Regions from separate parts of the Homo sapiens genome. Here region 1 is linked to region 2. Evidence: chromatin loops called from intact Hi-C (ENCODE). Cell type or tissue: breast epithelium. All regions are shown on one strand. Links, peaks and the distances in the headings refer to the core of each region. The heading gives the core; the rest is flanking DNA. Region 1 has its middle 93 kb from the start of BANF2. Region 2 holds the start of LOC105372547 (a long non-coding RNA gene).

Region 1 (15,919 bases), core at 3,038-11,037, 99 kb before region 2:
TCTTTGTCCAGTCTGGTGGTTTGATAGGCCTTCCTTACATTCATCCACATACTCTCTCTACACCTGCCACCCTGTACCATGAACCACTCACTCATTGGCTTTTGGCTCCATTCCTGTCCTCAGTGCTCTGCTCTCTGCCAAAGGGGCTGGAACCCTGCATTTCCCAGGTTATCTTGCCCGCTGGCTTCTGCTTAGGCTTAGTCAATGGGAGGCACTGGAGAGATACTGGAAGGCAGAAGAAGGGGAAGCTAATCTTGTTCTCTCTGTATCAGACTGACCCTCCAGCAGAAGCAGCAATGAATACAAGTCCCTGGGTTCCTGCTCTGGCAGCTCCAGCAGTCTAGTGACTGATGGCTCTGGGTATTCTATTTTTCCTGTTGCTCTTCTAGTGCCAAGGTTGACTGTGACTTCCTACAGTTACTAATCTTTGGGTATCCTTACCTTTCCAACTCTCTCAATACTTTTGTAAACAGTTCCCTACATTCAATTCCTTCTATTTGAGATATCTAAGAGGTTCCTATTTCCCTAACTGGACACTGATTGACATACTATTAGGGAATTTCTAGAGTTGTATAAAGATTTATGTATCTTCCAGATAACAGCAAATATTTGAGCATGGCTATACTGTTCTCTTCCAGTTTTATCTTTATCATGTCACATTTCCTCAGCCCTGCATCAAATGCCTCTTCTCTTATCTTGTGGCTTCCAGATCTGCCTCCATCCCAGCTACTTTCTTCTGAGCCCACTTCATTTGGCTACTGCTTGTTTCAAGTGACATCCACAGTTGGATGGGCCCCAGCCATGATCAATCCAGGATAAGGACAAGGGAACTTTCACCTTCCTCCACCTTCACACTAGCCTTCATGGGATTAACCTATTGTCTTAGTTCATTTGGGACTCTGTGCCATGGACTGGGTGGCTTAAACCACAGACATTTATTTTTCATGGTTCTGGAGGATGGGAAGTCCAAGATCAAGCTGCCAGTCAACTTGGTTGAGGGCTCCCTTAGTTTACAGAGGGACCACCTTCTTGCTGTGTCCTCACATGGTGGAGAGAGAGATCTCTTGTCTCCTCCTCTTTTTATAATGGTATGACCTAATCTAACCCAAATGACCTCCCAAAGGCCTTACGTCCAAGTATCATTGCATTGGAGATTAGGAATCAACATATGAATTTGGAGGGGCACAGATATTTAGTACACATCACCTGTGATGCTGCTGGAAGTCAGCAGGCACACCACATTGCTGACACTTGAAGCTACCCCATATGTCTTTGTCAGTGTTTTTTGTTGTTGTTGTTTTGTTTTGTTTTGAGAAGGAGTTTTGCTCTTTTGCCCAAGTTGGAGTGCAGTGGCGCCATCTTGGGTCATGAGTAGTTGGGATTACAGGTGCCTGCCACCATGCTTGGCTAATTTTTGTATTTTCAGTAGAGATGGGGTTTCACCATGTTGGCCAGGCTGGTCTCAGACTCTTGACCTCAAGCAATCTGCCTGCCTTGGCTTTCTGAAGTGCTGGGATTACAGGCGCTAGCCACTGCGCCCAGCCCATCAGTGTGTTCTTGATAAGCCTTCGCTTGTCCATCTTATGCTTGTGTTGTTGTTTTTGTTTTCCTTTTGGGCCCTAGCTCCAGGCTGTTACACTAACTCCCACCGGCCTGCAGCAGGATCCTTCAGTCCACTGCTCTGCAGAGTTTATTGAGGCTCCTCATTCTGTTGCTCAGCACACTTGCTACTTACTCTCCACGGTTTCCTGTCTACTGCATACTTGCCAAGAATGACCTTTACCTTATTATCTCAGTCACTGATTTAAAATGATTGAACAGAACCTGGCATTCCATAAGTTGCCCACTCAACAGTCATTGCCCATTTCACTCACTTTGCTGACTAAACCCTGATTTGGGGGTGGGGGAGTGGGCAGTGAGCTCAACTTCCAAAGATGTAACTGCCCTGCTGCACTTTGCAGATGCTCACTGTTTCAACTCCTCCAGGGCAGCTGGAGGCAGGGGTGGGGCAGGTAACTCAGGTATGGTCAAGAGGAAGTCTACTGGGGAATTTCTGGCAAGATTTTCCCTCCTTGATAAAAAGAAGAGCTGTCTTACTTTGTCCCCACCCCCAAACCCTCACCGAAGCATTCCCTGAAACAAGAATTATAGGGTAAGTAGTTTTCTGGGAACATAATCCCAGGAAAACACTAGCAAGGGAGTAGGGAAGTGAGACAGGGAAGGAAAAATATTTAACAAAGCGTGCATTATAGAGCAGGTTTTACTGTGGAGAACTAAGCTTAATCATGCAGGGACATTTTTGGAAAAGGTGTAAGTCACATGCCTTGTGGTTATCCCTTGGAGCAATGAGGGAACTAAGGTACTTTTATAGCTACTCCCCCTCAATCATTGGTTAGGACTTTCTCTGGAGGAATATGAATTTTGGGGGGCACTTCTGACCTGATGTCCATGGGCAGAGCAGTTTTCTGAGGTTTTAGGGAAAAGCCCTCAGGTTAAGGCAGTTTGGAATTGACTGGAGCCTACTGAAATAATAAAATGGAGGGATAGGCGATGAGCTCCAATAATGTCTGCTGTAATGCCCCTGCCCCACTATGCTTCCTGACCTTGTATGTGGTTGTGATGTTGGGGGCTGCAGCAGCCATCTTGTGACCAGAAGGTGATAAGCAAGAGGCTGACAAACCAACACACTGAGGTTGGCAGTGGAGAAATAACAGAAAAACCCAGGGTCCTTTCCCTTGTCATTGGGCTGCTACTGCAAAATCTCCTCCCACAGCCTTCTTATTTTATGAAAGAATTGTGTTTTCATTTTTTTTCAGCCAGTGTTACTTGGGCGTCCTGTTCTTTGTAGTTAAGTAAATTTCATCTGGAACAGCTCTACAGGATGAGTGGATGAGAAGGTCCCAGGCAGAGTCTGCCTGAGCAGCTCACTACTCTCATAACTGAATCCTTGCACCAGGGTTTGTTTTGAGGGAACACAAATTAAAACACACGCTTGATAAGACCTTTAAATAAGAAACAGATGGATGGGTCCCTGAATGGAAACCTGGATGGGTAAAACTTCAATCTCTCCATGTTAAGTAATTGATTAAATTCTTATCCCTTGTGGTGCAGGAGGAAAGCAGTTATGCCGAACAGCGTGGCTTTTTCAGGAAAAGAAATAATTCCAGGGAGGCACAACTGAAATGTCTTTTTTTGGTCAGGACCCTTTTGGTTGCAAGTGACAGAAATGCAACTCAAATAAACATAAAGGGAATGTGTTTGTGTTGACTCTAGTAACCACCAGATTCCAAAGTCATAGCTGGATTCAGTGGCTCTGATGATATGGGCTCTCTCTCTCATCTCATCTTACCTCTATTTACCTTCATTCTGCATGCAAGCTCTGTTCACGTGGCAGACAAAATGCCAGGCATTTGCAGCCCCACCCTGCCAGTGAATAACCCAGGTGTACAAGCTTCATTTACGGTCTCTCCCATATCAACCTCAGAGTGTTTGATGTGGTGGAGTTGGGTGTCGTGATTTTCAAACCCACCAGAACTGTGTCATGAATGGGACCTCCCCAGAGGAACCAGCAGAAGAGGAATAGAAAAGCAGCCTGGAAAGAAAGTTGCTTGGCTGCTATTAGCCCTGTCAGCTTCCTGCTCATTGACAGGGATAGTTCTTGTATTGCATTATCGGATGCTCCGTAGCTGCCGGCAGCTTTAACCCTCTCATCCTCTTCCATGGTGTTGGGATGGGGGACACATGCATGTTCTTGCTTCCTTTCCAGCCACTCCCTTTCCTAAATCCAAATGTATCTCTGATTTAGATGCAGTGGTACATGCCTGTGATCCCAGCAACTTGAGAGGCTGACGCAAGAAGATTACTGGAGGCTAGGAGTTCAAGACCAGACAGGGCAACATAGTGAGGCCCCATCTCTAAAAAATAAAAATTACAATTAAATGTATCTCAGGATGCCCCTGACACAAAGACTTGAGCTTAGGCCATTTATTTGAGAGATGACCCCAGGATGCACTGGGAGGGAAGAAGTGAGGCAGGGAAGGAAAGAAAATCAAGAAGGGGGTGTATTAGTGAGAGAAGGAAATAGGGCTCAGGTATCCCTGTGGGCCTTCTAAGACACTGTATAAAGTTTTATCAAACCAAACTATCCCTCAAAACTGTACACAGAAAGGCAAGGACACAAGAGTCCTTTTCACTACCTCCTAGCAGTCCTCCTTGCTTGGAGGCTGCCCCTAGGAGCAGTCTTGCCCTGGTTTCTCTAGCCTGTGTTGAGTGTGAGCTGAACACTCTGGGGTGGGAGGTACTGGGGCAGGGGCATAGAGAACACCCGAAGAGATAGATGCAGGTGCTGGAAAGAGCCCTTGGCATGGCCTGGACTGCCAACAGCAGCTGTAAGTGACCTCCAGAGTGGACCTGGGCATGTGGGCTTTGGCTGTCATCTGTTATTTAACTGAATGTTGCAACAGCCCATGAGGTAAGCATTACTCCATTTAAGAGCCAAGTAACTGACGCCCAAGCAATTTCAAAGCTCTGCTACCAGACATACTCTAACAGTAGAAAGTCTGATTTTTAAAAATGACCTAGTTTACAGAGTCCAGGGTTTTAAAAGTTTCTTCCAAAACCTCAACCTGCATCCTGTTTTCAGAGTTGTTACTACAGTTGCTTATTAATCAAGATTAATAAAGACCATGGCAGTTATTATCTGATAGTCACAGCTGTTGAGAATCTTAGGAAATAGACACATGGGTGAGAAATACCAGAGCTTGATGCTTGATTGGCATTAGCCTTATGGGGCTCATGAGATAGTGACCATGGTGCTTGCAAAGCATTTCTTGCTGAAAAAGGGAAGCTACAGCTTAATGCTGGGGCTACTTCATGCCCGACCATGACCAGGATCTGTCAGGCAGTACTCTCTGAAGCCAGTCTCCTAATTTTTCAGACATCACAAATGCGACTTTTTTTTATAGTTGTGAAAGCCCCCAAAACATCAATTCTCACAAATCGAGGACTGGCTGGGGCCCTGGCTTCTGACCCTTTGCTCTCCAGGGACCATGAAAATTATTTGGCTTAGATGTGTGGTGATGAGGCAATGGAATAAATGCAGCTTTCCATTTTGCTGCAGAGTAACATGAAGAAGCCGGTTGACAAGCAACTCTCTGGCCAGTTCTGTGGCCTTGGGCAAATCGCTTAACCTCTCTGGGATCCAGCTGTTTGTATGTGAAATGAAAGTGTTTGGTTAATCAAGCAGCTAATCTGGGGCACTTGTGCTGCCACTCCTCTCTCCCTGCCCACGGCATAGGGTACTATTATGGCACTTTCCCTCCAAGCTAGATGTTGGCCTCAGAATCCTCAACACAGCAAATCAGGGAATCATCACTGAGCACTCAGAGTTGGCAGATGGGTTTGAAACCTGTCTGCCCTCCCTGGCCTGGATGATCTCTAAAGTTCCTTTAATTCTAACTTGTTGGATTCTGGGAACATGTAAACCAGGGGTCTGCAAACTACACCCAAAGGTCAAAGCTGGCCCTCTGCCTGTTTGTGTAAATAAAGTTTTATTAGAACACTGCCATTCAAAGGCCCATTCATTTATGCATTGTCTATGGCTGCTTTCATGCTACAATGGTGGAATTGGGTTGTTGTAATAGAGACCACATGGCCTGTAAAGTCTAAAATATTTTCTTTCAGGTCCTTAATAGAAAAAGTTTTGCCACCTTGTGATTAAATTTCCCTCCTTCCCTCCATCTTGTCCTCCAGGTCATGAGGGAAATTCCTCTTTGTCTCTGAGGGGCCTGTGTGGCTGAGCAATGCTCCAAGTGCCTGTGGGCCTTCTGCATCCCTAAGTCAGGAGAAGAGCAGGAGAAAAGCCAATAGGAAAATACAAGGAATGAAGACATTGTGGCAGAGATAGAGGTAGGGGGAGGCAGATGGGTGGGGAGCCGGGGTTCTCAAAGAAAAGGTCAAAGGGCACCCAGAGGAGAGGACCAAGGCATCCTTTTGTGCTGTCACTGAATGGCCACGGTGGTACTTACAGACCTCCTCCAGCCAACCTATCCTGGCATCCAGTTGGGGGCTGAGCCACCTTGTTTGGTTCTGTGCTCCAAGAACCCTGGCATGGCTGGCTGCCCGCTGGCTTCCGCCAGTAGTTTGGCATGAAAAGTGCTGGCTTGGGGCCTTTTTTCATGAAGAAAACAATTGCCTTTTCCTGGTCTGTGGACAACCACTGCTGCCTGCCTGGACATTGGCAGGAATGTTAAATTGCACCCTTGATGGCTGCCCTAGAAGCTGGGGTCTAGGAAATGTCCCTACAGCTATGTATGCTGGGCTACCATATCCATTTTCTCTCTGTGGGGTCAAAATCCAGTGCCTCAGCAATGAATCCTGCAGCGTCTTATATGAATTATTGGTGAATGTAATGAACTGTACACCCTCATCTCTTCTCCCACTTCCAGGCCCACTGAGGTCCTTTTCCAAGGTCTGTGTGCTTTGCTGTGAATGGCTCACCCCTGATACCTTCAGGGACCTGCCCTTGGGCACTGGGGCTCCCGGGCAGCCCATGGCCACAACTGGTGGTCATGTGGACAAAGGCCCAGCTCCTTTGCTGTCACCCCCACTCCAGGGTTCCCTGCAGGATTAGGCACTGGGACTTTGTCAAGCTCAGGTGCATACAATTCAGGGCAACTCCAAGCCCTGATTCAGGGGCTTTTATAATAGATTCAGACTGTTTATTACTTACACAGACAATGAAGAGTAAGCCAAAGGTACCAGTGCCCCAGGTCCTCATTCGGCATATCAGAAAGGAGGGCACCCAAACAAGAGAGGCCGAGTGACTGTCATGTGAGCTGGGGGATGCCCCTTGGCTGAGATGCCAATTCTAGACTGAGGCTGAGCAGAGGCAGGATGGGGAGCCCCATCACTCAGCAGAACCCAGAAGGGATGACAAACAGACCCACGGCGGCTCTCTAGGGGCTGGGAGGCGATGGGGAGATGGCCTGGAACTCTGCAGCCTCTGCCTCTCACCCACTTCTGATCCAGGAGGACCACGAAGCATTCCGCCAGCACTCAGCGTGTTCAATTCCTGTTGCTGCTCCAACAAACCATCACAGATTAGTGGCTTCACACAAAGTTATCTTACAGTACTGGAGGTCAGAAGTCCAAAATGGGCTTCCCTGGGCTAAAATCAGGGTGTCAGCAAGGCTGGTTCCTTCTGGAGGCTCTAGGGGAGAATCCTTTTTCTTGCCTTTTCCAGTTTCTAGAGGGCACCTGCATTCCTTGGCTAGTGGCCCCAGCAAGCACATCCCTCCAACCTTTGCTTCTGTCCTCACATCTCCCTCTCACTGCCCCTTGTGATTACATTGGGCCCATCTGGGAAATCCAGGAAAATCTCCCCATCTCAACATCTTTAATTTACTCAACATCCTTTTTGCATATAAGGTAACATATTCACAGATTCCATGGATTAAGACACAGATGTAGGGGTGCGGGGCGTTATTTCACCCACCACATTCAGATTGGCTGTGGGTCAAGCCTTCGCCTCCGTGGCCTATTTGGATACACGTGAGATCTCCAGGGCACCACAGAGGAGCCGGTCCCATGCAGACCGCAGCTGAAACAGATGCCTCTTTAACCCCTTCCCTTTCCTTGTCCTGCTTCTCTCCTGCCCAAACTGGTTTCCCTTGAGGGTGCTTCCTTCATAAACATCTGCATGGAGTCTTAGGAAGCTGCCCTGAGACAGTGGGGGACCCCATGTGCAGGAAAGTATAACTTCAGTGGCTGGTGCTTCCTCTGTGCCCCTTACCTAGGATTGCAGGCTACGAGTCCAGCTCCTCCCTTAATTACGGAGAAGCCTGGATGAAATTTCTGAGGGTTTAGGTAAGGCTGACTCTGAGGGAGGGGAGGTTGGGTGGAAATGTCCCAGACACAGAAGTGTGCAGTCTAAGGAAGACTCAGCAGGGCTTTCGGGAAGCCCCGTGTCTCTCAGAAGTGAGCCTGCCTCAGTATCTCCACCATGTTCGGTCACTGGCAGGTGCAGCCTGTGGCACAGCCTCTGTGCATATGTGGTGTCCTTACACTCCCTGAATTTGGAAGCCTCATGGCTCCTGCAGAATGGTGGGGTAAACAGGACATAGAATTTGAACTTCATCACTGGTAGGCTGGGAAACTCCTAGGAGGATTTAAGCAGAGGGATGACATGACATGGCTGGATTGACCATATTGAATGGTCACTCTGGTTGCAGAGGGGAGAATGGACGTGGTGGGGCCTGAGAGGGGGCAGGGAGGCCAGAGGGGAGGCTAAGTCATTGTCCAGGGGACAGGTGAAGGTAGTGGGCCTGTACGACTCGTGTTCTCAGGATCCCGGAAGGAATGCTTTCGGAGAGCAGAGCAGAGACCTCAGCTCAGCTGCCTGCCTCACCTCCTGGGTTCCCAAATCCCACAGGGTCTGCCGTTTCCTACCCTGCCCACCTCCTTTCCCATGTCCTTCCCCCTTGCCCATGCCCTTCATGCTTCACCCGAGGCACACCCTGCCCTGGCATTTCCCAAATCCCTCCATACTCTGCATTTCTACTCCCAGCTCTCTCCCCAAAGAACAGATTGCCCCTGTTTTCCAAAACTCTCCTGCATCACTTGTTAGAAGTGCAGATTCTGTTAGCCAGGCATGGTGGTGCGTACCTGTAGTTCCACCTACTCCAGAAGCTGAGGTGGGAGAATCACTTAGCCCAGGAGCTGGAGGCTACAGTGAGCTGTCACCGTGCCACTGCAATCTAGCCTGGGCAACAGAGTGGGACATTGTCTCTTAAAAACACACACACACACAAACCCAAAGCATGGATTCTGGAGTCCCACTGCTGATCTACTGAATCAGATACTCTGGGCAGAGGTTGCAGGAGCAGCAATTTGTGTTTTAAAAAGCCCCTCCCCCACCCCCCGCCGGGCCCAAGGGATCCTGATGCGGCTCAAGTTTGAGAACTCCTGTTGTACACACCCTGGAATCATCTGGGTAATTCTTTTAAAAATCTCATTACCTGGGTCCCAACCCAGACCAATCAAATCAGGATCTCTGGTAGGACCCGGCTTCAATGCTTTTTTGAGCTTCTCAAGTGATTCTCATGTGCAGCCAAGATTGAGAGCTGCTGTATCTGTGGTGAGTGGCCTGTGTGTGTGGCCCGCACCCAATCCATTCCACAGACATCCATCGAGCCCTGACAACATGTTCCACGTGGAGTCAGGTGGGCCATGAGAATGCAGAGATGTGTCTCCCTGGGGTTTTGGTGTGTGGACAAGGGACTGCAGCTCTGTGTGTGTTGCCATCTGTGCGGAGGGAGAAAAGGTGTGGGAGGAGAACAACACCCAAGACAGGCTTTTAAGAGAAGCCATTAAAAGTTGAGGAAGTTGGGCTGGGCGCGGTGGCTCATGACTGTAATCCCAGCACTTTGGGAGGTCCAGGCGGGCAGATTAAGAGGTCAGGAGTTTGAGACTAGCCCGACCAACATGGTGAAACCCCTTCTCTACTAAAAATACAAAAAATTAGGCAGGCATGGTGTCGTGTGCCTGTAATACCAGCTACTCAAGAGGCTGAGGCAGGAGAATCACTTGAACCCAGGAGGCGGAGGTTGCAGTGAGCTGAGATTGCACCATTGCACTCCAGCTTGGGTGACAGAGTGAGACTCCATCTAAAAAAAAAAAAAAAAATTGAGGAAGTTGCAGCTTCTGAGAGGTCGGCATCCTCATGTCCTGCCTTCCCATTTGGGAATGCAGGATGTCAGCCTGACCCTGAGTGCTTAGGATGGGTCCAGTAACTATCTGGATAACCCCAAATCGTGAACCTGAATGTGGCTCTCTGGTTCATAACCTACAATCACACTGTCCCCTGACCCCTTGCAGGCTAAGCACACTTCTAAGAGTTGGGGGTTAAGGCCTGGGAGATAACGTCAGGAATTTGCTATCATGCCCACTAGAAGGGAAGCCCCTGTGCCCTGTGCCAGTGGCAGAGAGGGGAGCATGGTGGGTGACCACTGACATCTCCAGGCTATCAGAAGGCTGCTGTGGGACTATCCTGATTTCTGGAGGCAGAGCTCAGAGTAGTCTCTTGGTCCAAGCCCCTCTATTAGAAAAGGTCATTTATATCTGGAAAAACTGTGAGGCAATGAAACTCTAGAACAAAAATTATGCGGGTCCCTGGGCGCTTGTCTTCTCCCAGTTCCTTCCTACTGTCTTCCTTTTTGCCAGGAGGCCTTTCCAGGGAGGGTGCCGGGTGGACAAATCTTGAGTGCTGAGAGCTATGATTTCGTGGGGAAGCCCAGCTGTGCATGTGGTCTTGAAAAAAGAAGTGCCTTGAGGTAGAATTCTTGTTTGGGTTTTGGCAACATCAGCCCAAATAGGATTTGCATCCTTTCTTGTAGAGGAGCTCAGAGCTGTGGTAAAATTACTCCTTCTGGCCTCCAGCTCAGATATGGGATCAGCAGGAGCTGTGGCCTGGGCTGGGAAACAGAAGCCTCCTGTTTAGTGGCCAGGCTGAGGCTTGGAGTGCTCTGATGGAAGGGGAGTTGGCAAGGGTCGGAGGCCTTTCCTGCAAATTTGGGTGGGTACCTTAGTTGGATTCCTCAAAAGCAGAGCTGAGCAAGAACTTAGATGCAGGTGGTTTATCTGGGTGGGGATCCCAGCAGGCAAGGGTGCGGTGTGGGGAGACTGAGAGGGGGAGGATGCTTCATTGAGAGGCTTCATGAGGTGGGCATGGCAGCTCCATCCACAGAGGAAGCATGTAGAATTCTCCCACTAGAAGGGTGTCACCTCCCAGAATTGTGCCTTTGTGTGGACTTTGCTGCCTCTCAAGGCTTCAGGAAAAACCCCACAATGGGAGAGCAGAGAGATGCTGCAGCACAGCTGAGAAGGGATGTGGGCCGTGCACACGCACTGACCCCCCACAGCCAGGCTGAAATCAGGGGGCGAAAGGGCCAGGGCCAGGTGACAGAGCATCAGTCACAATGGTCAGATATGCTGGTTCTTACTCAGGCCCAAGACCAAATCTCAGTGGTACCATGTGCTATCTCTGCGGCTTTGGGCAGCTTTTTTACCTTGGAAAACCTCAGTTTCCCCATCTGTAAAATGGAGTTGATAACACTGCTTCTCTCCTGGGGTTGATGTGGGAAGTTAAAGAGAACATTCAGACAGTTGTATATCTACATGCAAAAGAATAAAGCTGCACCCCTACCTCACATCATGTGCAAAAAAATTTACTCAAAATAAACCAACCATAAGACTCTTAGAAGAAAACATGGGAAATCTTTGACCTTAGATTTAGCAATAAATTCTTAGATATGACACTAAAGCACGTGTGACAAAAGAAAAGCTGGATAAATTGGGCTTCAAAATTAAACACTTTTGCGCATCAAAGGACATTCTCTAGAAATTGAAAAGACAGCTTACAACATGAGAGAGAGTATTTGCAAGTCATATTTTTGATGAGTCTGGTATTCAGAATATGTAAAGAATTCTTTTTTTTTTTCTTTTTTCCTTTGAGACAGAGTCTCTCTCACTGTGTTGCCCAGGCTGGAGTGCAGTGGCATGATCTTGGCTCACAGCAACCTCCGCCTCCCAGCTTCACGCCATTCTCCTGCCTCAGCCTCCCGAGTAGCTGGGACTACAGGCGCCTGCCACCACGCCCAGCTAATTTTTTTTTTTTGTATTTTTAGTAGAGACGAGGTTTCACCATGTTAGCCAGGTCGATCTCCTGACCTCATGATCCACCTGCCTCGGCCTCCCAAAATGCTGGGATTACAGGCATGAGCCACCATGCCCGGCCCAGAATATGTGAAGAACTCTTACAACTCAATAACAAAAGGACAAACAGCCTGATTTCGAAAAGGACTTGGGTAAACTAATCAAATAGACATTTCTCCAGAGAAGATATACAAATGGCCAGCAAGCACATGAAAAGATGCTCAAGATTATTCATTATTAGGGAAATCCAAATCAAAACCACAGTAAGTTAGCACTTCACACCCACTAAAATGATGTTTAAAAAAAATGGAAAATAACAAGTGTTAGCAAGGGTGTGGAGAAATTGGACCCTTTGTATATCGCTGGGGGGAGTATAGGTTAGGGCTGGTTGGAACCCAGCCTCATGGTTCAGCCTTAGTGGAAAATGGTTTGATGGTTCCTCAAAAATTTAAACATAAAATTATCATATGACCCAGTGATTCCACCCTTGCCTGTATACTCAAAAGAGTTGAAAACTGGTGCTCAAACAAATACACCCACATGTGTGCTTATAGCAGGACTATTCACAATAGCTAAATGGTAGAAATAGCCCAAATGTCCCTCAGTGGATGATTGGATAAACTAATTGTGGTATATCTAGAATGTTATTCAGTCATGAAAAAGAAATGAAGTGCTGATACTTGCTAACATGGATGAACCTTGAAAACACTATGCTCAGTGAAAGAAGTCAGTCACTATCATACAACTTTATTTACCAAAAAAAAAAAAAAAAAAAAAAAACAGAATAGGTAAAATCCATAAAGACAGAAGGCAGATTGGTGGGTTCCAGGGGGCTGGAAGAGGGGGGATGGGGAAGAACTGCTTTATGGGGTACAGGGTTCTAACTAGCCCTAACTTGCTGGGAAGGCACACAGAATTGCACATTTGCCAAGCCTTATGAAAATGTGAGGGGTGGGGAGGGGGCAATGTGGTGGAGTTCTGGAATGGGGGACTTTCAGAGGGCAATGAATGTCCCAGCCAGATGGAGATCACCTGCTGGGTTGGAATTCCTGAGAGAAAAAGTGGCATCTTGCACCATCCCAGGGTCCTGCATTCTTCAGAAATCAGGGGAGAGTAGAAACCAGTAGGCAGCCTTCATGTGGGCTCTTAAGGGCAATGAAAATGGATTCCTAATGCCACCACTGATGGGCATTTTACGGGGAAGAGAGAGGAGCTTCTTCCCTCTTCCTGAGCTTTCTGAGCTCCTGCTATGTGTCAGACACGGTGTTAGGCTACAGGCCCACAGAACAATACTTGTTCCTGCCCACAAGAAGTTTCCTAGAGGAGAAAAAACATAACGAAATGTGAATCCAATGTGTTCTGTGCAGTGATGGAGAGAAGCCAAGGACATTGGGTGTGGAGGGAGGCAAGCAGGTGTCAGTGAGAAGCATCGCAGGTTAAGGGAGCCTCGGTGGGGTGGGGTGGGGTGGAGGGAAGAGGCCCTGGAAGCAGGTGGAGAGTGTGGCCCCAGGAGCAGGAGGAGAAGCCCAGGAGCTGGCTGTCATGGAGGCCATGTCCAGAAGACAGGCTGGTCTCATCCTCAGGGCCACACTGGCCGCAGCTGTAGTATGGACCGTTCCTGCGCACACGGATGTCTTCCACCTTAAGCACCCCTGTGGCTCTCTGTTTTTCTGCCTCAGGAGTTAATATCCCTGGGAAGTGACATTTAACCCATGGGGTCCAGACCAATGCTCCTGCCCTGCAGCCTTTGGAGGGACAGTTCTAAGGTGCATTCTATACAGCCCCTTGGAAGGTCCCAGCAGGCTTCCAGCCCCGGGTGCCCACAGCAGTGCCCAGCCCAGTAACACACACTTTTTCCTGGGCTCGCTTTCCTGGCATCTTCCCAGGACCACCCGCTACATACACTGGTTGCATGTAGGGCTTTGTCTCAGGTCTCTGCTTTAGGAGAATACAATACAAATACAAATACACCATGAAAGTAGAGGGTTTTAAGTGAAGAGAGTGAGGGGTTGTTTCATACAGGATGGAGCAGACAGTGAGATCAGTTCTGGAAAATGGCCATTGAATTGAGTGGTGAAGAGGCCCTCAGTGGAAATTTGTTGGAGTGCTTGGGGGATGGGCAGCCCCAGAGGGCCGAGGTGCCAGTGCAGACCCAGGAGGTGTTTTGAGAACCTTAGAGGAGAAGGGGAGGAGAGGGTCCCTTCAGTATCAGATTGTCCCTTCCCCCATGTCCCCATATCAGTTCCCATCACACACTGCCTCCTACCCTCCACAGACCTCTCAAGTCTCCTTTGGGGGATGCTGTTGCTTTGCACTTTTTTTCCGGAATTTTCCACGATGAGTGTTCTAGCACCCCAGAGTCTGGCATCCTGGAGAGGCTGGGTCTCTGCCTTTCTGTTGGTGCTATGGAACCATGGGCCACGGGCCCAGCTCTGTGTTTGGAAATATTCTTGGCCCCTTTTCGAGGCCGTCTCAGACATCCACTCAGCCATCCCCAGCAGTGAAGTTTGCAGCAGCTGATGGTGGAAAAAGAGGCATAGAAAAAACAAAACTGTTTGTCCAAGGTCAGCCAGGAAGTCTGTGGTAGCCTCGAGTCTGGGATGCAGAAAACGGATCTCCCTAACTAAGCCCCAGTGTGATGATCTAAGCCCACTTGCTTTCAGACAAGGAGAAGGAAAAGGAAACTCATTCCTTTCTGTCTGCAGGGAAATCGCCTGTGGGTGCTGGCAGGGCCGGTGGAGACACCTGCGAGGAGCCAGCAGCTGCTCTGTCACGAGAGGGTGGGAAGTATCTCTGACCAGGCCTGGGCCCACTGTCAAGAGCAGACCCTGAGAACCTCTGTTCTGGGTCCCAGGGCCTCACGAATCAGCTGCAAGTTCTGGTTTTCTCCTCACCCAATGCCCATTTCAATTCCAAGTCAGGGTGGGCCATGGATTTGAAAGGATAAGGGGAAAGGGAAGAAGAGGGATGGGAGAGGAGGAGGCCTTCCACCTGGAGGACTAGTGCCAGCCTTGACACAGGGTCACACTGATTCAAGAAGGGCTGTGCTTGTGCGCGCGCGCGTGTGTGTGTGTGTGTGTGTGTGTGTAGCATGATGTAAAAAACCCACAGGACCAATAAGATACATCTTTCAGAAGTTATGAAAGTAAAATTTTATATTTTGAGTGTATAAGGAAGCAAGACATGCAGGCACATTAAGGTGTAGAAGGATAAATTAACTGTAGATTTAAAAACTTTAAAAACTACAATAGGAGATTCTTTTTTTCTTTTCTTTTTTTTTTTTTTTTTTGAGACAGAGTCTTACTCTGTCGCCCAGGCTAAAGTACAGTAATCCAATCCTGGCTTACTGCAACCTCTGCCTCCCGGGTTCAGGGGATTCTCGTGCCTCAGCCTCCTGAGTAGCTGAGATTACAAGCGTGTGCCACCACATCTGGTTAATTTTTGTATTTTTAGTAGAGATGGGATTTCACCATATTGGCTAGGCTGGTCTTGAACTTCTGATCTCAAGTGATCTGCCTGCCTCGACTGGGATTACAGGCGTGAGTCACTGCCCCTAGCCTACAGTAGGAGAGTCTAAGGAAGATTCTAAAATGCTGAGACCCCAGGCCTCTGGGGTTATGTATCAGCTGTCCTCTGCCACCAGGAAACATTAGCAAAAGCGTTTGAGAAGCACTCATCTAGTCCAGTGGTATGCTGGTAAATATTTAGCAACTAACTCTCAAAAAAAAAAAAAATTTGGATTGGTGGCATTTGCCACTTCCCATGGTATAACTGCTTCCATTATGGCCAGTTTCCACCTACCAAGGTGACATCACCGAATATGGAGCTGGGAGGAGACGCGCACAGTCTGCTGTCACAGGCTGGGGTGTGCCAGTCCAGCTTGTCATCGATTCCACCCAACCTCTGCATCCTACAGCAGGAAACACAGAAGCCCAGGGAGAGAAAATAGCCACTCCAAGGTCACTTGGGGAGCTGGTGGCAAAGTTGAGCTCCTAACTGATGCCCTACACTTTATTCCATGTTCTCATATTGTTTGTTTTATTTGCTCGGCTCTAGAATATGAACATGTGCACGTGTGTGTTTGTACCTCTTTTAGCTTTTCATTTGACCACCCCTCTGTCAGGAGGACACTTTCTCGTCTGTCCAAAGCTGGCATCTTTCTGTCTTTCAGGTCTCATTCACACATTCCCATATCATCTCCTAAAGA
Region 2 (15,919 bases), core at 4,207-12,206:
CCACAGCAAGAAGCCAAGTCCACAAACAGTTGCACACGGGTCCTATCCAAGGAGCATCAGCAAGGCCTCATCCATGGAAACTGGCAGCAGAGGTCTGTGTAACTGACTTCTTTGCAACCTCATTTAAGTTGCCAGTTGGGGCTCCCTGATGTGAAAAAAGAACAGAGCATGGCTACTATTTCAGGGCACCACGCAGAAGGGAGAGTGCCACAATTAGCTGAAGCTGCTTTCGATTAGCAGATTTTCTTCCTTGGTGCATAACATCTGTCCGTGTATAGACATCGCTCCATCTTGCCCCATCAGAGTGAGGGGCCGGGCCAGTGAAACAGGCGGGCCCACAGGGAGTTCAGCATCCATCAGGGCAACGTCCAAGAGGAGCTGGAAATAGGCACTGTGGAACTTGGCACATCGATGGCAGTTTGCCTTAGGGAAAGGCTAAGAAAGGAGACCCTGCTTCCTCACACAAGCTGGGAGGCGGCAGATGGAGACATAAGTTTTCCTTGGGGTTAGAAAGACCTGCTTCGTCATTTAGTATTTATGACATCTCCACAAGTACCTGATCCTCTGGGGTGGTTACCTAACCATGCTCATCTGAGAAACGGGGCTGATGACACCCACCTCATGGAGCTGGGGAGGAGTAGGTGGAATAATCTCTGGAAACACACTTGGCATGCAGCAGGCATTTTGTAAATGGTGGCTGAATCATAATCTTGATAGGAAAGAACCAGGTGAATGAGAGAGATGGGCATGGGAACGTTTGATCAGCACTCAGAACTGGCTCCTCCATTTGTTCAGTCAACACAGGTTAACTCTGCAAATTGGCTCTGGAGCCTTGGAAAACTCCCTCAACCAGCCTGGGTTCCTCTTTCCTACCTGGGGCCCGTAGCTGATCTCTATGGTTCTTCCCAGTTCTCCTTGCCTAACAGAAAGTTTGCAGCCGTCCTTAAGGCGTGACCCACCTGAGTTCAATCGCAGAGGGTGGGCAAAGTACTAACACCCAGAAACCTACAATCTTGGATTTGGAAACAGCCTTTAAAGGTCTTTTGGTCCAGCTCCCAGCTGATCACAAGAATCCCGTTCCCTTCCATGCTGATGGAAGAGCCGTGGCCTGCACACTCTTGCTGCCTTGCAAAGCAGCCCATTCTCTTTTCAGAGAGCTCTAATGTTGGGGATAGTCGATAGAGAGTGAAGGCATGCTCCAGGTTAATGACCCTCTTTAGACGTGGCACCAGCACAGAACAGTCTTCAGTTTCTATGTCTGTAGAATGAACCTGAGAACACCTGCTTCACAGAGGTCGGAATTAAGAGCAATAACATAGCTGGTGGGTCTGGCACGGGAGGTTCAGCGTTTGCTCCCTTTCTCCTCTCCAAATTAAACCTGCTGCAGGACGGGGACCACAGGTTGCTCTAGCGCCGGCCCCTCTACTGTCTTTTTTCCTTTTCCAGTGGGGCCTAACATAGGCTAAAATGTTCTTAGCATGCTTGGTGAACCATTGGCGTCTTGGATTTGTGTGTGAAGCAGAGGTTGGCTTCAGCCCATCACATATAAAACTAAGGAGGGATGGCAAAGCCTAAGGGTAAAATATTTCTCTGATCCACCCCCCACCACCTCCCTTTCTACCTTACACAGTCAAGGAGAGCCAGGAGCCTTCTTAAAATCATGGGGTCCCTATAGAAGCCACTCCTTTGTGGGAGAAGGGACGCAGCTGCAGCTGTGTGGACGTGTTGGCACTCACAGATGGTGAATGGACCGTAGACAGACTGTGGGAAAACACGAATGGGCCATGGTAGGGAAGGCAGCTGTGCCTCCTGGGGCCCAGAACGGGTCCCTACTGTTTGTTATAGAAGGCCTTGAGTCTCAAACCACCCTCAGCCGAGTGCAGGTGGCCCATATGGAAAGAGCCAGCATCCTCTTTGAGAGATGGCTTTGGCCTCTGTCCCTGTCCCCGCTACCTTAGATTTTGCCCACTTTCCTGGTGTTCTAATCCATCTCCTTATTTCCCGTCACGATCCTAAAGCTCTCTTACTGTCCCAAAAGGAAAGGAAGTGATTTGATATACCAGCAGGTCACCAGGAGGTGGATTTAAAAACAGCCAAAGCAGGAAGGCCTCTTACAGAAAGGAAGGACCGTCGTTCACATTTTGGACGGGAGGTGGCTGTGTCAGCTACCTCTGCTCATCCTGCTATGTGGTGTGTCATTTGGCCAATGGCTGTCCCTGACCTCAATTAGGGCTAGAAGTGATGCTCTAGTGAATTTGCCATCTGAAAGCCTGGCCTCTCTGCTCTATTAAGAACACAGGTGACCTTTGCCCAGGGAGCTGGTGCAGGTGGCAAGCCGAGTCTTAGGGGAGACTAGAGTACCACCTCCCGCAGATGGTGACACAGCAGGAAGAGGCTGGGAAGGGGTGTGTGCATCAGGTGAGTCAGCTTTCCTAGGAAGAGTTTGGGGCTTACCTGGTGAACTCCTGTCCACCGGTTTGGCTCATCTAAACCTGTGTGAGAATGAGACCTTAAAGTGCTAAGACAGCCAGCTGTTGGCTGTATCTCCTTCCATGCTGCTTGGGAAAGTTCTGAATACTCACCAGGTGCTCCTGATAAGCCAGTGGCAGCTGGCAGTTTGTCTCAGTCACCTTGGATCTGGAACTGCAGGCCAGAGGTTCAGCTTATGTCTTAGGCCCATGGGGCAAATCAGTCTCAAGATCCTGAATGGACTACATTGTGATGTCACACCACAGGTCGGGGGTGAGCACAAAAAGGGCTGCAGTGGCTGCTGGCATCAGGGCACAGGGCAGGGCAGGAGCAAGAGCCTCAGGCCTCTCCAGAAGAAATCAGCCTGTCTGGGTGCTGTTCTCAGCTGGGGTTGCTGGGAAAGAGTGAGGGATGTCTGCTGTACAGAAAACATCAGCCTGGAAGACTGCTTATGAATCCACCTGCTGCCACTTGCTGCCACGGTTCCTATTCTCACCTGGCCTGCGTCAATTCAGTTAAACCAAGTCCATCCTTCATGCAGTTTTCCTGCACAAAGTGACTTCCGTGGGTACCCCCAGCTCCTTGCACATCTTCTGTGATGGACTTGAAATTCCAGGGCAGCTTTTTCTTCTACCAGTATACCCGTGACTTTCCCCCTACTGCCCACCTGGTAGGGACTCAAGGAAAGAGAAGTAACTTAAATATTAGCTCAGGAAAACAAGCAGAAATATAAATCCTCCCACCTTCAAGTTAAATTCAACACAGGTGTCTTTTAGGTTATCCTCTATAGCATATATGCCTGGGCTACTTTCCATTGTTGGTAATTGATAACTTGGTACAATGTATATTTACTAAGCCTAAAAAGAAAAGAAAAACTCAAAAAAGGGGGCAAAGTATAAAATGTTTCCAGAGATTCCATTCCCTTTTGCTGCTGGTGCTTGGGATTGGGGATGGAGGAGTTCTAACCAAGAGCAAACGGCTTCGCTTTGGAAACTGTTGGGTGGCCCTAAATTTTAGAGTCCAAAACAGTGGGTCTTAAACTGTAGGTTGCATTAGAATGACCTGGAAGACTCGTTAAAATACAGATTCCTGGGCCCCACTCTCAAAGTTTCTGACTCATTAGGTCTGGGGGAGAACCCAATAATTCACATTTCTTACACGTTCCCACATGACGTTGAGGCTGCTTGCTCTGAGACTACACACTTTAAGAACATGTAAGGGTGCTGGTATCTTAGGTTTGATCCTGAAATAGTATTGCCAGCTGATGGCAGTATTCAGGGGTTGCTGGAGAATAAACAGGAGCTGTAGCTTTGGGGCCAAAGCTGGCTGAGCTCTCTGGGTTCAACCAGCACGCTTTACTGAGGATCTATTCATTGCCAGAACTGAGCCACGTTTTGGGGAAGCACAACTGACGTTGTCAGTGCCCTGCCCATAGCCTCTTGGCCTTACAACTTCATTGTACAAAGGTAATCTGACTCCCAGCTGCCAGTACCTGCGTATCTTTGCTTGGGGGCTTTTGCCAGCTGCTGGAGTCCACCCTGCCTACAAGCGGGCAGCTGCAAGTTGCAGAATGTCCTCATTCAATGACTATTATCAGTTGGTAGATAAATAACCCAGCTCCCTCCCTGCTCAGGTGGAATAACCTGGAGTCATGTCCTGTTCCATGTCCCAGAGGACCCACAGGACCCACCCGTAGGTGCCTATGCTAGGCCATTCTCTTCCTATAAAGAAATATCTGAGGCTGGGTAATTTCCACAGAAAAGAGGTTTAATTGGCTCACAGTTCTGCAGGCTGTTCAGGAAGCACGGTGCCAGCACCTGCTTTGCTTCCAGTGAGGCCTTAAGGAGCTGACAATTATGTCTGAAGGTAAACAGGGAGCCAGTGTATCACATGGCAAGAGTGGGAACAAGGCAAGGGAGGTACCACACACCTTTTTTTTTTATTATTATTTTTTATTTTTGAGATGGAGTCTCACTCTTGTTGCCCAGGTTGGAATGCGATGGCGTGATCTCGGCTCACTGCAACCTCCGCCTCCCGGGTTCAAGCAATTCTCCTGCCTCAACCTCCAAAGTAACTGGGATTTACAGGCACCCACCACCACTCCCAGCTAATTTTTTTGTATTTTTAGTAGAGATGGGGTTTCACTTTTTTGGCCAGGCTGGTCTCAAACTCCTGACCTCAGATGATCCGCCCATCCTGGCCTCCCAAAGTGCTGGGATTATAGGCATGACCCACCGTACCCGGCCGGGTACCACACACTTTTAAACAGCCAGCTCTCACAAGAACTCACTATCATGAGTACAGCACCAAGACATTCATGAGGGATCTGCCCCCAGGACACAAACACCGCCCACCAGGCCCCACTTCCAACATTGCAATCACTTTTCAACGTGAGATTTGGAGGGGACGAATATTCAAACCATATCAGTGCCCACAGTGGCAACTGGCTTGCTAACATACCCCACATTGTTGCCCCCATCCCCTGCCTCACTTCCCCGCTCCCCTACCTATGTTTCCTGGGATCAAACTGCAAATAAACTGCTTCCACTCAAATCCTTGTTTCAGGGTCTGCTTCAGGGGGAACCCAAACTAAGACTTTGTAAATAAGAAATGATGTCTGTTCTTTGTAAGTTCACATTTAGATGGAGAAACTATATAAATTGGCTTGGTATAATTCAGAATGTCTGGGAACCGGTGAGTGTCAGGTCTCAGGGCAGATGGAGGTGTTCTGCTGGTTGGCCTTTGGAGTATCATTAGGAATGTCTTGAGGAAACACATGAGCTGATATGCTCAGGGGGAGGCCTGGCAACCTGGCCCAAAGGCCTTTTCCTCTGCACAGGGAGGCCTGAATGTGCTACCCCCAGGGGACTGATTTGCTACACAAATTCCACCTGCTTTCCATCTCCCTGGACAATTCCTCCTGGAATAAGAATATGGAGGTGGAGCTAGCACCATATAAAATATGGCTCTTGTTCATGCTTTTGGGGGAGTTTCAGGTGTTTAGAGAAGGCTCGCTAGGGATATCTGCTGGCCTGTTAGGATTAATATGCTTTCCTAGGTGTTCTGCTCAATACCATGCTACACCCAGCCTCACACCTGCACTGTGGTAGGATTAATCCAACTCTGCCATAGCTTTTGCAGGGAGCCTTAGTTTCCACCCTAACTCCTTCCACATTCTCCTCCCCATTATCATCATCATCACCATCATCATCATCACCATCAGATCTCTTAGAGATCCTGCTAACACACTACAATCCAAATGAAAACACCATGTCGAGAAAGTACTCTTCAAGTCCAGTTCCCATTCTTCCAATCAGACACGGCATGTACTGAAATTCTGGAACTGCCACTGAAAAGATCCAATCGCGGCTTGGCTGATCATTCACACAAATCATTTCTTTAGCAACATGGCACCCAGAGTTATTTTCCTCCACATTTCAACTTGGCTAGAGGAAGAATGAAGCCTACTGTACCAGAGCATTGCATCAATAACAATATCAATATTTTCAGCATTACCCAGGACTCAAAAAATGGCCTCAAACAGTCTTTAGTTCTGCCTCCAGACAAAGAATTACAACTATAAAAACACTTACCTGGGAAAAAATGTTCGACATTATTAGTGATAAGGTAAATGCAAATTAAAACCTCTACATGCCCACCAGAATGGCTAATATTAAAAAGAGCAACAATACTAAGTGTTGACAAAGATGTGGGGCAACTGGAACTCTCACATAATGTAATATAATATAACCACTTTGGAAAATTGTCTGGTAGTTTCCTGTAAAATTAAACATAAAGACCTACCCTATAAGCTAGGATTCTACTCCTGGGTATTTACCCAAGACAAATGAAAACACATCTACAAGCTGGGTGTGGTGGTTCATGCCTGTAATCTCTGTAATTTGGGAGGCCAAGGTAGGAGGATCATTTGAGGCCAGGAGCTCAAGACCAGCCTGGGCAATATAGAAAGACCCTATCTCTACAATAAATAAGAAAAAAGAAAACATGTCCATAAAAAGATTTGTGCAGGAATGGTCATAACTTCTTTACTCATCATAGCCCCAAACCAAAAACACCCAAATGTCCATTAACAGGTGAATGTCCATTAATAGGTGAATGTATATTCTTATAATGAAATATTAATCAGCAACAAAAGGAACAAACTCTTGATGCATATATGATGACATGATAAACCTTGAAAACATTATGCTGAGCAACAGAGGCCAGACATAGAAGAGTACACACATGGTTCCTGTTATATGAAGTCCTGGAATAGACAAAACTGATCTGAGGCTACAGAGATAAGGTCAATGATTGCCTGGAGTGGGGGATGGGGGAACAGGTTAAATGGCACAGGTAACTCCATGGGATGAAGGGAATATTCCAGATCTCTATCATGGCGATGATTACTCGGGTGTATACATTTGTCAAAATTCATCAACTTGTACACTTAATGTGTGAATTTTAGAGCATGTAAATTACACCTCAATAAAGGTGACTATATACACATATATGTATGTGTGGTGTGTGCATATGTAATGTGTAATACACACACACACACACACACCCTAGGTTTTTCTAGGGGAAGAAACTGGAAAGAATACACTAAAATGTGCTAGTTGTTATGTTTCACAGATGAGATTATAGGTAATTTTTGTATCTTCTTAAATTTACCAAAATTTTACCTATGCGACTCTACTTTTTTTTTTTTTTTTTTTTTTTTGAGACAAGGTCTTGCTCTGTACCCCAGGCTGGAGTGCAGGTTTGTGAACATGGCTTACTACAGCCTTGACCTCCCAGGCTCAAGCAATCCTCCTGCCTCAGCCTCCCGAGTAATTACAGGCATGCCACCATGCCCAGCTAATTTTTTTTTAATTATTGTTTGTAGAGATGGGGTCTTCCCTTTGTTGACCAGGCTGGTCTCAAACCCCTGGGCTCAAGCAATCCTCTGGGCTCAGCCTCCCAAAGTGCTGGGATTACACCATCACACCCAGCCTTACTTTTTAAATAACAGAATGAAAAATGTTCATTTTTTAAAAATTTCAAGCTGCTAAAGGCAAGTGCTTATGGTGGTCTATAAAAACTCTGGAGTTTTGCAAACAGAGTCCTTGGTCAAAGTCCCTGTCCCACTACTTCCTCGTTTTATGACCTAAAGGAAGTTACTTCCTGAGCCTCAGTTTTCTTATCTATATAATCAGTTTGTTGGGATGATTGAATTAGGATAGTGTATGTTCAAAGCCCTCTGCAGGCAGGGTGCGGTGGCTCACACCTATAAGCCCAGCACTTTGGGAGGCTGAGGCAGGAAGATTGCTTGAGTCCGGGAGTTCAAGACCAACCTGGGCAACCAAGTGAGACCCTGTCTCTACAGAAAATTTTAAAAAAATTATCCAGGCCTGGTGGCACGAACCTCTATTTCTAGCTACTTGGGAGTCTAAGGGAGGAGAATCACTTGAGCCTGGGAGGTCAAGGCTACAGTGAGCTGTGATGGCATGACTGCACTCCAGCCTGGGCAACAAAGCAAGACCCTGTCTCAATAAAAAAAAAAAAAAAAAAAAAAAAAAAAAAAAGAGAGAGAAAAAACAAAAATAGCCCCCTGCAAACTATAAAACACTACAATGTTAGATGCAATGTTTCACACAATATATTAATAAATCCAGGGCTTACCTTTGTTTCTGACCTCTTAACTCCTTGCTCATGAGCACTACTTCCTCACCAGCTTCCACTCAGTTCCTAAGATTGTCGAACACCCTCCTGCCTCAGGGCCTTTGCACATGCTGATCCCTGCACCTAGAAGACCTCTGCTCCCACATCTTCAACAGCTGGTTCCCTCGGGTGATTCAGAGTTCAGCTCCAGTGTCTCTTGGGGCTTTACCTAATCATCCCAAAATAGCCTCCTCCCACTCTGTCCCATCACTGTGTTTTATGAGTACTTGAAATTGTCTTGGTTTTGTGCTGACTGTCCACCTCCCATCCCATACCACCTTGTGGAGAGGCTTTGCATCGGTTTTGTTCACTGCTGTATGTCCAGCCCCTGGAGCACAGTAGGTGCTCAAAAATCATTTACTGAATGAACGAACAAGTACTTATTGACAATTAGGCCACACGTTGTATGTATTCAGTTCAATCTGCCAATTCATCGCAACAAGGAGAGACTGTGAGGCAAATGCTGCTTGTTCCCACCCCAGTGGCTGAAGGAATCCGTCCAAGACGTGCCCGTCGGCCATAGATCTGAACGCTTGCCACTGCCCATCAGGCTCCAAGTCAGCCACCGTGGTGTGAAGATGCGGGAATAAGGAGGGCATTGTGCTGCCTGCAGAGACACGTTCCGAAAAGAATTCAGAATTCGGGAAAGCACCTCCTCCCACTGGACACACCTCTCCTAGCCAGGTGATTTGTCCTTGCCTCCTTTCCCCGCCGTCTCTTCCCCACCGTGAGCAAGGAAGTCAGACCAATCTGCCTTACCTTTGTTCCTCGCAGCATTCAGCGCAGGGTTGCTTTAAAGTTCTGATTCTGCATAAACCCTGCCAATGCCACAGTGGAATTTTCTAGCCCATGCCAAAGACGGAGCTCATTAATTTTCGTGCCTGAAAGAAAGAAAACACTTCTTTAGAAATTGGCGTGTTTAGCACTCTGCTGAGGGAGGGTGAAGCCTCCCTGCAAGGAAGATTAATCTAGGTTTGTAGGTAGGTCATTCAGGGAAACACCAGCACACTGCAAAAGACATTGTCCACGCCAATGGCCACCCGCTGCCTGTGGGTGACTTGTGCAAAGGCAGGAAAGCACCCACTCCTCTCAAAAGTGCCCATCCAGTACATTTCCAGAAAGTTCTTCTGCCCTGTCTCTTCCCTCCTTTTCTGAAATGTCCATGGTTCCTGGAGATATCACATCTGAGTGCCAGCTTTTCAAAGTGGAAATCAGGCTGGGCCAATTCCCCAGGGCCTGGACCTGATGCTACCACAAAGATAAGCCAGAATCTCTTTATGCAGTGGTAAGTAATTTAAAACTTTTTTTATATTAAAACAAGGAATGTGTCTTAGAAAATAGTGTAGAAGGGAAAAAAATTAAACTATGACATCGGGGGTTGGGACTTCTGGTGATTTTTACATTATTCTTGATATCTTGTCCTGTATTATCTGTATTATGCATTCAAATGTATTACTCTTATATCATAAAAATAACAATGATACTATTTCCATTTTTAGAAAACCAGCTTATGTGGAAATAGCTTGAAGAAGAATAAAAAATCACATGGGACCGGGCATGGTGGCTCACACCTGTAATCCCCGCACTTTGGGAGGCTGAGGCAGGTGATCACTTGAAGTTAGGAGTTTGAGGCCAGCCCAGCCAACATGGTGAAACCCCGCCTCTGCTAATAATACAAAAGTTAGCTGGGCTTGGTGGTGCATCCCTGTAATCCCAGCTACTCGGGAGGCTGAGGCACAAGAATTGCTTGAACCCAGGAAGCAGAGGTTGCAGTTAGCTGAGATCGCACTGCTGCACTCCACGCTGGGTGACAGTGAAACTGTGTCTCAGAAAAAGGGAAAAAAATCATATGGGTGTTTAATGGTAACGTCAATGTCTTCTTGGACAGATGGCTTAAAGGCCATGCCCCTCCTTGGTGTCCACATTCACTCTCGTCTGACACTAGAGGTATTATGGCAAAAATGCTTGAAAGGCATTTCATGGTAAGTCAGTAAAACTTTAGTGCAAATTAGTCTATCTGAGGTAATCTCTCTCTCTGTCTCTCTCACACACACACACACACAAACACACACACAACACCTAAAATCTCATGAGAATCTGCAGATTCACCAGGAAATGGCACTGGAAGGAAGAATGAAAAGTTGCCTAAATTCAACCACCTAAGTAAATTTTGCCCTGGCCTGGAGTTTTCTGACCACAGTGACAAGTAGCTTTCTGAAGAAGAGTACAAGTGGGGCTGCAGGCTATGCTCTCATCCCTCCAAATCTAGTTTTTCTGCAGTGCACATTCAGATCAGAGGCTGGGACGATTGTGCTGAGCTGGGATAGTTGGCCTGATCTATTAGCTGGCAGAAGGGACTGCAGGGCCAAAGACAGGGAGATGAACTCAATTGCCCTGGTGGACCCTTTCTGAATACTATTATATATATATATATTTTGCCTCTGGTTTAAGGACCTTCTTTAAAACTCTCACTAATCATTTAAAAATAAAGAAAAAATGCTGATTAACCGAATTTGAGAAGTGTCACAAGATGATTAAGTGGCTGGGGAAGAAAGATTTAAGAAGCTGCAGTTTTTAAGTCTGGAGGGAAGAACCTGGAGGAGGGAATCAAATAATGATTTTTAAGTACCAGGCACTTACTAATCAAGTGACAGGCACTTTGTGAACACTCAGCAGAGACCCAGCATTGAGCAGAGTGCCGAAGCTCTGCCCTAAAGCCATGAAGAATAAGACTCTAAGAAATAAGCGCACAGTGATGTAGAAGTGATTTAAGGTAGACATAAGAAAGGACTTCCTGAAGCTAAAACCAACTCATTGCAGAATTGAAATCACAGGGAGTTCAGAAGGAAAAAACAAGTATGACTCAGGCCTTTTATAAGCTTTTTTGTTGAAGAGTCAGGATTGCTATGTACAGAATCTAGCAGTGAACTCGGGTGCCCAGTTGTGTTGTGGTGGTCTCCAAAGGGAGTTGGTGGGGCAGAGGAAAAGAGTGGTAGCTATGTATTCTGGAGTCCTGTGGAGGAATCAGCTCCATAGGCTCTTCGAGGGCAGAGAATAACCAAGTTCAATCCAACTTTGCACCCCTATCAACAAGAGGGTGCCTGGCAAACTTAGCACCAACTACAGGATGAATGACCAAAGACAGCTCTTGAAAGATGAGAGGGCAAGAATGGCATGCAAGGCTATAGGGAGTGTGCTTTGGGCAGAGGCACATGGGGTACAAATGGGAAGAGGAGGAGCTTGGTGAATGTCAGGGGGCACTGGTATATGGAGGTCCACAAAAGTCAGGCAGAGAAACAGAGACTTGACATGGTGGGTACAATTTTAGGCTCCTGAAGGGGAGACAAGAAAAGATAGAAGTAGTGGTTTTGGAATGTTAAGTTTCCTAAATGTGAGCAGGATGGATTGGAAAGAGAAAGCAGGGGGGAAAAAGACAACTCGGTCCTTCACAGTTTCCATATACCACTTCACCCTGTGAATTTACTTTGGAGCACTTACCACAAATTAAGCAACCATCTATTGAAATACTGATTGCCTCCCCCCATCCCCCATCACCACTAGACTATCAACCCACTGAGGGTAGGGGTCCTATTTGTCTTGTTCTCTGCTGAATTCTTAGCAGCTCATATAGACTGTAGTGTGCAGCAGTGCTCTATAAATATTTATTGAATGAATGAGTTTACTAAACCAGGAATGGGAGATGAAGTTCTAGACTACACGTCAAAGTCCTGAGCTCTTCATCTCTGGTAATCTTAGAGAAGAGCCAAGTTGTCTAACTAGCTGGACTAGTTAAGAATGCCTTCTGCTCAGGGATGGATAGACGAAGCCCTATTGTGCCTTCCAACTCAGTGAACCTTGGATTTTATCCCAAGATGTCCAATGTGAGGCACCTAGTCATGCCAGGCACACCTCAGGGCCATGAAATGTTTCTTCTGACTGGTACTTCCCATCTGAGATAGGGAGTTGTGAATCCAGGATTCTTAAGACACCATAGCTGGACAGCACAGCTAGACAGTGTCATTGGTTCAATTAAAACATTTTTGACAGCTTACTAAGTGCTTGCTACTATCCAATGACTGCACTGAAGGGAAGATGCATGGAGTCCTGCAAGGACAATAGAAAGGAGAAAGGTTTCATTAACTCACGTAGGGTCTGTTATACCTGCTCATTTCTCCATTGGCATTTCTGTGGGAGAGGCAGAGAGATGTATCCTACAAAGGTGCCATTTCTGGAGTGTTCAGGGCTTATTTAACTTTGTTATCTGTAAATGTGAAGGCTTCAGCAAGCAACTGTACTTCTCTAAACGTCAGCTCCTCACCTGTGAACTGAGGATAATAATAATAATGGTTATAGTAACAATTATTACAAAGCACTTTACAAACAGAAAAGTGTCAGATAAATATCATTCACCTATTATTTTGGTTTTTCTTGTTTTCTCTGGGGACTCACCACCAGCCACTAAGTCAATCATTGTCATTTTTTGCAAAAACTCCTATCTGTAAGCTCACTTCTAACATTACGCACAGAACAAACCAAATATTCTTCTCCCAAGTTCTCTTTTACTACCACTTGCAGCCACAAAAATTGGCAACTTGGGTTCACACTTACATCTATTTCCTTTGTGTATATTTTATTTTTGTTTTGACAATTACTATAGTCTATAGAGATTTTTGTTGTGTAACAACATTGCTCTGGTTTTGAGTAAAACTATTGCAGAATTTTAATTGTCTGGGATATCACATAGGTCCTCTGATTTAAATTTTGCAAAAGTGCGTGATACATGTGCTGACTATGCAATGGAAGGCTCTCCATTCTGTTTTTTGCTTTTTGGTTTTTTTTAGACAGAGTCTCACTCTGTTACTCAGGCTGGAGTACAATGGTGCAATCTCAGATCACTGCAACCTCTACCTCCCAAGTTCAAGTTATTCTCCTGCCTCAGCCTCCTGAGTAGCTGAGATTACAGGCGCCCACCACAATGCCTAGCTAATTTTCTTTATTTTTAGTAGAGAGGGGGTTTCACCATGTTGGCCAGGCCGGTCTCGAGCTCCTAACCTCAGGTGATCCCCCCACCTTGGCCTCCCAAAGTGCTGGGATTACAGGCGTGAGTCACTGTGCCCAGCCTCTATTCTGTTTTAAAACTCTAAGTCAGTGTTTAAAGAAGCTCAAACGGTCCTACACTCATTTATTCATTTGTTCATTCATTAAATAAATATTTATGAGTTTTGGAGCAGACACTGTTGGCACCTTGCCCACATCCCCTCTGCCATTCCTGTGCATATCAACAGCCTGTGATTGCAAACACCAGCAACCTTCTTCCTAAGTGCTTTCTCTGAGGTGTGGGCTGGAAATACCAGAGAGCTAATGCCTCCAGGAGCAGCCTTCAACCAGTGATGAATAGGAATTGGTGAATAAGTACTCTGCTTCCTTGCTTCTCAGTTTGGAAGCAAGAGAGTTCCTCAATGGTATTACACGTCAGCTGTTCACAGTGGTAACTTGCTGTTGATGCACTGTTCACTGACTTCCTTACATTCCCTGTCTTACTTCCCCACTTCTCTACTGGTAATTCCTGGGATCACCTTCCAACTGCTTTCACTCCAACACTTTTTCTCAGGGTCTGCTTCTGGGGAGATCTAACCCAGGTAGGGAGAATTCTTACCAGGACAAAGGCATTGGACTAGGTGTTCATAATTAAACATTGGGTAGAGCCACTGACCCTAATGAATCCACAGTTCAGACAGGGAGATGATATGGGTGCAGAAATGCCAACATGAACATGCACATCTCATTTTTCTAACATTTAAAAATCCTGCTGGGTCTCTCTCTCTCTCTTTCCCATGCACTCAGGCATGCATGTGCACATGCACACACACACACACAGATACACACACACACACACTCCACTCTGATCCACATGACTATTGTATCTAGTGGTATGGTAGAGCCAGCCTGCTTATGACAGCTGATTGTTACATTTTTAGGAATTTTTCCAGCAGTTGGTTAAACATGGTCATTATTAAAAATTAAATTATATAAACTTAAAATGAAATAGATCATATTAAAAACAAAGGTAATAAATACTCAAAACCATCACTTCCTAATTAGTACATTGTACTACTATCTATACTCTTGGAATGATTTGTGTCTCTCATATTTTTATGGTAGAAATAGTAGACAGTGGTGTGCTACTGCAAATTTCTTCCCATCTTTGCCTTCAATGACTCCATAGCTTGAAATCAATTGGCTCTGATGGGAATATTTACACCACAGAAATTGGCAGATGCTGTAAATCAGGGAGTGCCCCCATCCCCATCTGCACCTGAGAGCCAGTTGTTAAATATTTACCAGCACATCATCCACCATGTCTTGCCTGGAATCTCGGAACAGTCTCCTAATTTGAGTCCTGAATCCTCCATTACACTGTCCAATCTATCCTGCACATTGCTGCTAAAGTGATCTTTGAAAATGCACATCAGATTGCATCATTCTTCTGCTTAAATCTCCCACCCAACCTCAGCTTCCCATGGTATCCTCAGGCCTCCGTGGTCTGGGACCTTCCTGCCTGCAGACCCCCTTCCTTTCTCTCCCTTCCATTTGCCCATGAGCTCCAGCCACACAACCTTCTTTCTGTTCCCTGAACCAGCTGCGAAGATCCTCCCTGACCCAGGATTTTTGCACTTACCCTTCCTTTTCCCAAGACAAGATCAGCTTCTTTTCGTCATTTAAGTCTCAGGTCAACCATCACCTCCTCAGAGAGGCTTTCTCTGTCCATCTTCTTCACATCCACTGCGCTCCCCCTCTCCAAATCCCCATCCCTCTCCATCACCTGAGCCCATTCTCATTTCCTTGTAGCCCATTGCACCACTTCAATTCTTCTTACTTATTTATTGGTTGCTTTGTCTACTATCTCTCTTCCCACTAGAATGTGAGCTCCGTGAGAGAAGACCCTTCCTTTGTTCGTGGCTCTCTCCCCAGCACCTAGAACAGTGACTGACACTTAGTGGGTCCTCAGCTGGATTCATCTGTCGGATGAATGGATGTACATTCCTTCTACCTTCTCCACTCCCATTCATTTCTTAGCCCTCCACGATCTGGTGGTGTCCTTACCAAATACCCCTCCTCTAAAGCTGTTTCCCCAAGGTCCCTGGTGACTCCTGAGTTGCCATGTGCCCCGGTCTTCATCTTGCTGGATTTTTAGGCTACATTTAACAGTGCTTACCATCCCCAATTCTTGAAACTCTCTTCCCTTGCTGAGGCCATCCTCACCTGATTTACCTTTTCCATCTCTCCTTCTTGGACTCAGTAGTTGATTGCATCACTGGTGCCATTGCTTTACCCTTCCCTGTATTTCCCCGCCCCTTGAATCTGGGCTCACCTATCCAATACACCTTGTATATGTATTTCTGCTTATTTTCTTTTCCTTCAACCATCACCGTGAGAAGGGAATGCCCCTTATAGCTTGCTGATCACAGGAAGAGGGGGTGAGCCAGGTGCAGCAGAGCTTGTAAGGTGCCCCAGCCAAGCCCAGGCTGGAGGTGAGCTCTCAGGCCACCCAGAGACCTATGAGTGAGCCAACCAAGATCAGCCAAGCCTCAGCTGACCCACAGATGTGTGAGCTCTGATAAGAAACCATACTTGTTTTAAGCCACTGAGTTTGGGAGTGGTTTGTTACATAGCAAAAGCTGATTGATACATACTCTTTTGTGGGTTTTTTCCTTTCTCTGTTCAGGACTCAAGCATTTTCTCCTGT

What was found. Hi-C counts contacts between places; a loop is a spot of excess contacts. Peaks named below come from ENCODE experiments on the same cell type or tissue, not always from the same donor. Only the 100,000 strongest peaks of a DNase experiment are listed, where the experiment ranks them.
Region 1: it touches region 2 in a loop (2.8-fold over the local background); 27 of 110 quality-filtered maps call a loop at or near these places.

What each region holds. Positions count from the first base shown.
Region 1 is chr20:17,784,827-17,800,745 of GRCh38, reverse strand. No RefSeq gene overlaps it. Among named protein-coding and RNA genes, the nearest start is that of BANF2, 93 kb to the right of the region's middle. RefSeq lists an enhancer at 9,353-9,522. In breast epithelium, for the core only: no CTCF peak of the experiment used is centred there; DNase peaks (open chromatin) are centred at 4,385 and 6,135; H3K27ac peaks cover 2,906 bases.
Region 2 is chr20:17,686,719-17,702,637 of GRCh38, reverse strand. LOC105372547 (a long non-coding RNA gene) reads left to right here and starts at 2,779. Exons shown (of 2, transcript XR_937294.2): 1 at 2,779-3,139; 2 at 4,458-5,022. BANF2 (BANF family member 2) reads right to left here and starts at 2,672. Exons shown (of 4, transcript NM_178477.5): 1 at 2,583-2,672. In breast epithelium, for the core only: a CTCF peak has its summit at 8,525; DNase peaks (open chromatin) are centred at 8,827 and 10,448; H3K4me3 peaks cover 314 bases; H3K27ac peaks cover 1,258 bases.